Regions from separate parts of the Homo sapiens genome. Here region 2 is linked to region 1. The links are chromatin loops, found by intact Hi-C in ENCODE. Cell type or tissue: heart left ventricle. All regions are shown on one strand. Each heading gives the region's core, and the rest is flanking DNA. Links, peaks and the distances in the headings are about the cores only. Region 1 holds the start of LOC105372693 (a long non-coding RNA gene). Region 2 has its middle 71 kb from the start of LINC01742.

The links. A loop is a pair of places that touch in the nucleus more often than their neighbours do. Peaks named below come from ENCODE experiments on the same cell type or tissue, not always from the same donor. Only the 100,000 strongest peaks of a DNase experiment are listed, where the experiment ranks them.
Region 2: it touches region 1 in a loop (2.4-fold over the local background); 10 of 110 quality-filtered maps call a loop at or near these places.

Annotation. Positions count from the first base shown.
Region 1 is chr20:57,997,874-58,000,780 of GRCh38, forward strand. It overlaps LOC105372693 (a long non-coding RNA gene), which reads right to left and starts at 1,689. Exons shown (of 6, transcript XR_007067678.1): 1 at 1,357-1,689. In heart left ventricle, for the core only: no CTCF peak of the experiment used is centred there; a DNase peak (open chromatin) is centred at 1,698; H3K4me3 peaks cover 582 bases; H3K27ac peaks cover 1,370 bases.
Region 2 is chr20:58,073,573-58,076,479 of GRCh38, forward strand. No RefSeq gene overlaps it. Among named protein-coding and RNA genes, the nearest start is that of LINC01742, 71 kb to the left of the region's middle. In heart left ventricle, for the core only: no CTCF peak of the experiment used is centred there; a DNase peak (open chromatin) is centred at 1,221; H3K27me3 peaks cover 983 bases.

The DNA.
Region 1 (2,907 bases), core at 321-2,820:
TGGGCTGGCTAGAATTGGGTTGGCTTGATTTGGGTGGGTTGGTTGGAGTGGGTTGGGTTGAGCTGAATTGACTTGGTTTAAGTTGAGGTGAGTTGGGTTGGGTTGGCTAGAGTTGAGTTGGTTTGAGTTGGGTAGGGCTGGGTTGGATTAGGTTGGGTTGGGTTAAGTTGGTTTGAGGTGGGGAGGGTTGGGCTGGGTGGGTTAGGTTAGGTTGAGTTTGCATGGGTTGCATTGGTAGCACTGAATCACACTAAGCCCTTTGCTGTGTAGTCTTGGTCCCAAAACAGAGGGCGAAAAAATGTCTCTTTTATAGTCTTTCAGCAACCTGAGGGCAGAAAGGGGGATCAATACAAAAGAAACAGACAGGAATCATATATGATTCATTGTTGAATTCTGGTGGGATTGCCCAAGTAAATCATGCCCTGGGCAAACCAGCAGAGTAAAAGGCACCTTACAGAGCTGTGTGTGGGGAGGGGGCCCTTCTGTCACATTGCCCAGAAGATATGGATCCAACTATCCTCATGGTCAGAGATCACAGAGGCCCCAGCCCAGTTCTAATCCCTTCATGTGAAAATCACGTGACACAGCCCCAAGCCTAGCAGAGGTTCCTGGAGAACAGCGTCTCCTTGAGCACCGGCTGGGTACTCCATGCTGCTCGCCTCCTCTCTCTGTCTCTAAACCCACGTCAGCTCTCTTCAGGAGGTATGGTCACCATCTTTTTACACACAGAGAAGTTGAGATAAAAATAACTTGCTCAAGTTTACACAGCTAATCATGGCCGGAAGCTGGGTTTAGCTCTAGGTTTGTAGGACCCTGGGAGGTTGGGTTCTTTCCACTTCTTCACATGGCCTTTCAACAGGACAGAAATCAGCACAAGCCTGTCATCCTGGAGGAGCTTTAAGCAGAATGTGTGTCTTCCATGGGGGCAGCTGGAAGGGCTTCCGGGTAGGGCTCAGGAAGAAGTATCATAGCCTGGGGGAGACCTGTAGAGTAAGGAAACTTCCTGCCCCACAACAGTCAGAGACAAGAAGTGATGACAACCAGGGGCTGTTGATGGTGTTCCCCTACCCTCTACCCATCTGACTTCTAAGCCTCAGTTTTTCCAACACATTCTGTAAAAGGGGGTTTTTAACTCAGTTCATTCAACAGGCATTTGTGGAGTGACTACAGTGTGCCAGGCATCAGACTAGGTGGAGAGAAGTTGGAGGCTTGGTCCTGGTGGTGTGGCACGTGGCTGGGACTGGGGGTCTACGCCCTCCTCCTGCCACTTCCAAGCCAGGGGGCCCCGGAAATGTCCATTTACCTCATTGAGGTTCAATTTCTGCCCATGGAATATGGGGAGAATAATAATAATACCTGGGGCTCAGGTCAGCTGTAAGGACTGAACACGGTGTGTGGGGAGCACTTAGCGCAGCCACCAGGGCGTGGACCACCTCGGGCAGGATTGTGCTGGCTTTTATGCAAAGGCAGAAAGTGCCGCTGAGCCTGGAAGAAAATGAAAAGAACAGTGGCTCACATTTCTTGGCCCACTCCTTCTCAAATACCACATTCTGCATAAAAATATCCTTCAAAAGTCACGGCCAAACCCCCACGGCGGTGGGAATGCCCTCCCTGTGGAGGGAAAGCCACCTCCGACAGCGAGTGTCGTTTCAGATGCAGCTGGCACAGAGAACAGGCGGATGGAGGAGTGACAACGTGCACAGCCGACTGTCAGGGCGGCCTCGGCAGGGAGTGTCTGGGTGCTCGCCGATTCCTTCAATGCTTCTGTATTTTTGAAAATTTTCATAATAAAACGCTAGGGGAAGTGGAAATGCAGCCAGTCCCAACCCTGCAGGAGAGGGTGGTTCCAAGCACCATTTCCTCATTTCTTTGAGTCTCTTAAAAACCTTTTCCTCATAACCCCACAGCTTATAAACGTTTGAACAATTATGACTGTCAGGTGCACAAACAAGCCCCTCACACACAGCCTATTGTTCTGCAGATGGAAACATCTGTTAGATTAGATTATTTTTTAAACCTGGGGTGAGAAGAGTGGGGGACGGGGGTGTTGATAAAAGGCTTCCTGGCCTGGGCTTGTGAACAGCCACACTGAGAAAATCTGGCTTTTCAGAAACTTCCCCTGGAGCCACCTTCCTTCACCAGGACACAAGCTTAACTCTTTCTAACCAAAGGCTTCTTTGCCGTGGGCACAATAGCCCCTTTCTTGCGCTAGAGTTTTTTTTAAAAAAATCCAAATGGTGTGTCTAAGCCCATGACTGACTCCAACCTAACTTAGGGTTTTGTTTTGTTTTGTTTTGTTTTGTTTTGTTTTGTTTTGTTTTGAGACGGAGTCTTGCTCTGTCGCCTAGGGGGGAGTGCAGTGGCACGATCTCGGCTCACTGCAAGCTCTGCCTCCTGGGTTCACCCACCATTCTCCTGCCTCAGCCTCCCGAGTAGCTGGGACTACAGGCGCCCGCCACCACGCCTGGCTAATTTTTGTATTTTTAGTAGAGACAGGGTTTCACCGTGTTAGCCAGGATGGTCTTGATCTCCTGACCTCGTGATCTGCCCGCCTCGGCCTCCCAAAGTGCTGGGATTACAGGCGTGAGCCATCGCGCCCGGCCAACTTGGGGGTGTTAACACAGTGATGAAGGGCTCAGGGTTTGAGAGCTCAGCCTTGAGCCAGACTGCCTGGGTTTGAATCACACTAGCTTTGTAATTGGCCTCTCTGTGCCCATCTATAAAATGGGAGCAATCATTGTCGGCTTTTTAGTGAATTAACAAAAATATTACAAGAGCTGAGAGTAGATGAGACCAGCACATAGTAACAGATTGTTGTTACTTACAGCCATGTGCTGCGTAATGACATTTTGGTCAAGGACAGACCACCTATATGATGGCGGTCCCACAAAATTATAATACTGTATT
Region 2 (2,907 bases), core at 167-2,666, 76 kb after region 1:
GACAGCTCGGGAGAGGCCTCTCTGTGCCTTCATCCCTGGCCAGCTGGTCTTCCTGAAGGGACCACATGCTCCAAGGGCGGTGGTGAATAAATATACCCTAAAAGGTCGAGAGACAACCTCCACGTGCACAGGCTTTAACTTGGATTTACTCAAATAGGGAAGCCTGTTTCTTCTCTAGCAAAGGACAGAGCCACAGTGCAAACAGCCTAAAAGATAAATGAGCATGGACACTCTCAACAGCAAGAAGAGGACAGGCAGGTGGGGGAGAGGGAGAGCAGCAGTGCGTCTGGTGGACCTGCATGACTCCAACCAGTATCACCAAAAGCACTTCCAGACTAATCCATAGGTGAGCAAATCTGAAGAATCTATCATCTATCTCCCCAAAAGAGAGAAAAACTAACATTAGTTGGGCACATACTATAAGCTGTCATCCTCCATTGACTCATTTCATACCTACGAGCACCCTCTGAGATGCATGCTTGAATCTCCATCGTACAGACTGGGAGATGGAAGTTCAGAGAGGTTAAGTGACTTGCCCAAGGTCACAGAGCCCACAAGTGGCAGGATTGACAGTTCTGTTTCTTTCTTTCTATTACATCACAGGTTTTGAGAGCCGACCAGCTTCCAGGGATCATCTCCCACCTGGAATGAAGTTAAGAGAACAGGCAGGAAAGGGAAGACAGGGTGAACTGGCCAAGAAATCCCTAATTGTGTAAATTACCAGACAAAGCTCTTCAGCCCCTTCCTCATGACTCAGACATGGAGACAAAGGACAAATGAAAGGGAGGAAATGTCTTTGCCTCCCTGGAAAGGAAGGAGACCCACCAAGCAGAAAGAGAGGGAGGAGGGAAGGGACAGCTCAGTGGAGCTGCAGTGACCAAGCGGAGTACAGCGGGGAGAAATCCGGAGACATTTCCCAGTCTTGCCAGAAATTCCCAATCCCATGCATTTTCTCCTGCAGGGGAGGAAAGGGGGTCACTGCTTCCCCTTCCCGTACTCTGCAAGGTTTAGGTCCAATTGGGTCTCACAGAACTTGATGGCAGGGGGAGTGGTGGGGAGCAGTCACGGCACCCCTGCAGAGAAACAGCTTGGGAAACTATGCCAAACTCTGACCTTGGGGGTAAGCCCCGCCTGTGTGACTCAGTTCTCTCATCCTTTTTGGAGTAGCCTGGTGGAGAGCCAGACCAAGGCTGACCACGCTCCAGGCTCTGGACTCAGAACTGGGGCTGACATAGCCAGCACTTCCTGCCTGTGTGGCCTTGAGAACTCAGCTCAGTCCCTCCATGCCTTGGTCTCCCCATTGTTGGGAGGAGGTGGCAACACCCTTGCCTGATCGTAGCACTGTGAACCTCGAGCCTGAGGCTTCTTTGAGCCCTGAGCATCCAGTACTCGGCAAGGACTTCCGTTGGTGGCATTCTTACTTCCTCCCCGTCGCTTTAGAGGGAACTCATTCATCCCCAGCTGAAGTGTAAAAACCGACTTTGCCCAAACCTAAAGAAGTGAAAGTGGACAAACAAGGAGTGGCCCCCAAAGGGACCTTCCCTTCCAGATAGGAGCTTCCATTCAAGACACTGTCCACTCCCCACTGCTGGAGAACCCCAGCCCGGGGGTGCCCAGGGCCCCCTTAAACAAGAATTATCCTCCAGAGGCGTAATGCTCGACAAATAAATGGCTCAAACACTTCCTATTTTACCCCAAAAGACAGTTACCACCAGAATAGACCCAAACTGTGAGCTCCAGAAGAACAGAAAATGTGCCCATCGTTCCCTCTGTGAATTGCCAGCAGCTATTAGCACAAGCGTCTGGCGCCTGGGATGCCCTTGGTAGGAGGGGCTTGAATTTAGGAAAAAGTGAATGTTAGGGCTCAGCTCAGGAAGTCCCAGGAGATCATAAAAAGCAGATGATCATGCTCTCTCCGGGAGGCGGAGCTTGCAGTGAGCCGAGATCGCGCCACTGCACTCCAGCCTGGGCAACGGAGCGAGACTCCATCTCACAAAAAAAAAAAAAAAAAAAAAAAAAGAGGGGGGTATTCCCAAATGCTCCAGCCCTGATCGTTCCTGACAGCTATGGAAGGAGCACAGACCAGCCAGGGCCAGAACCTTGGTTTCCAAGGGCAAACCCTCCTCATTAATTCCATCCCTTCAATGGAACTGCACTTTATCTCCTCCTGCAGAAAGGAATCCATCTCGATGTCAATCAGCGTGGCGCTCGCTTCCGACGGACTCACAGCGCAGCTGAGAAAGCTGGTCCGATGCTCCGTTAATGCGGCACTTTAATAACAATATCACTCAGATCTCAAACTGCTTAATTAGATTTCACTCATTGTCATCACTCGCCTCATTTGAACTGCTCGTTTATAATTTATGGTCTTTATGCATTTGGTTGTTCATTTGTAAAATGGGAGAAAACAATCACAGGGCAAAAAGCAAAGCTTAAGAAATGGATTTGACTTTTCCCAAGGGCTGGTGTGCTGCAGGGCTGAGCAGCAAGGTCAAAGGAGGAGGATGCTGGATGTGTGGTTGTTTACTGTTCCTGCCTGCTCAGTGTCCTTCGTCCCTTCTCCTGGTAAGAGCTCCTGGGGTTTCCCCCAGATAAGGATCCTCCCCAGCTCCAGGCCTTTGTGGTTGGTTGAGCCATTCTTCCACCTTCAGAAGGCATCTGCCAGCAGCAGCCTCCACCATCAGCTTGTTCTGACTCCAGTGGACTCAGTGATTGTTTCAAAAATAGGCACCTGACCCAAAGCAGTCCAATGACAGTGAGCCCTAAACATTTGCTGTAATTACAAACCTGCATGACTCCAAACAGCAGGTGAAGGGGAAAACAGCAGAGAAAGGAAGAAGGTCCCTCCTTCCCTTGGAACTTCCAAGGGGTCCGAGGGAAAGTCATTCCCTTGGGAATGATCCAGTT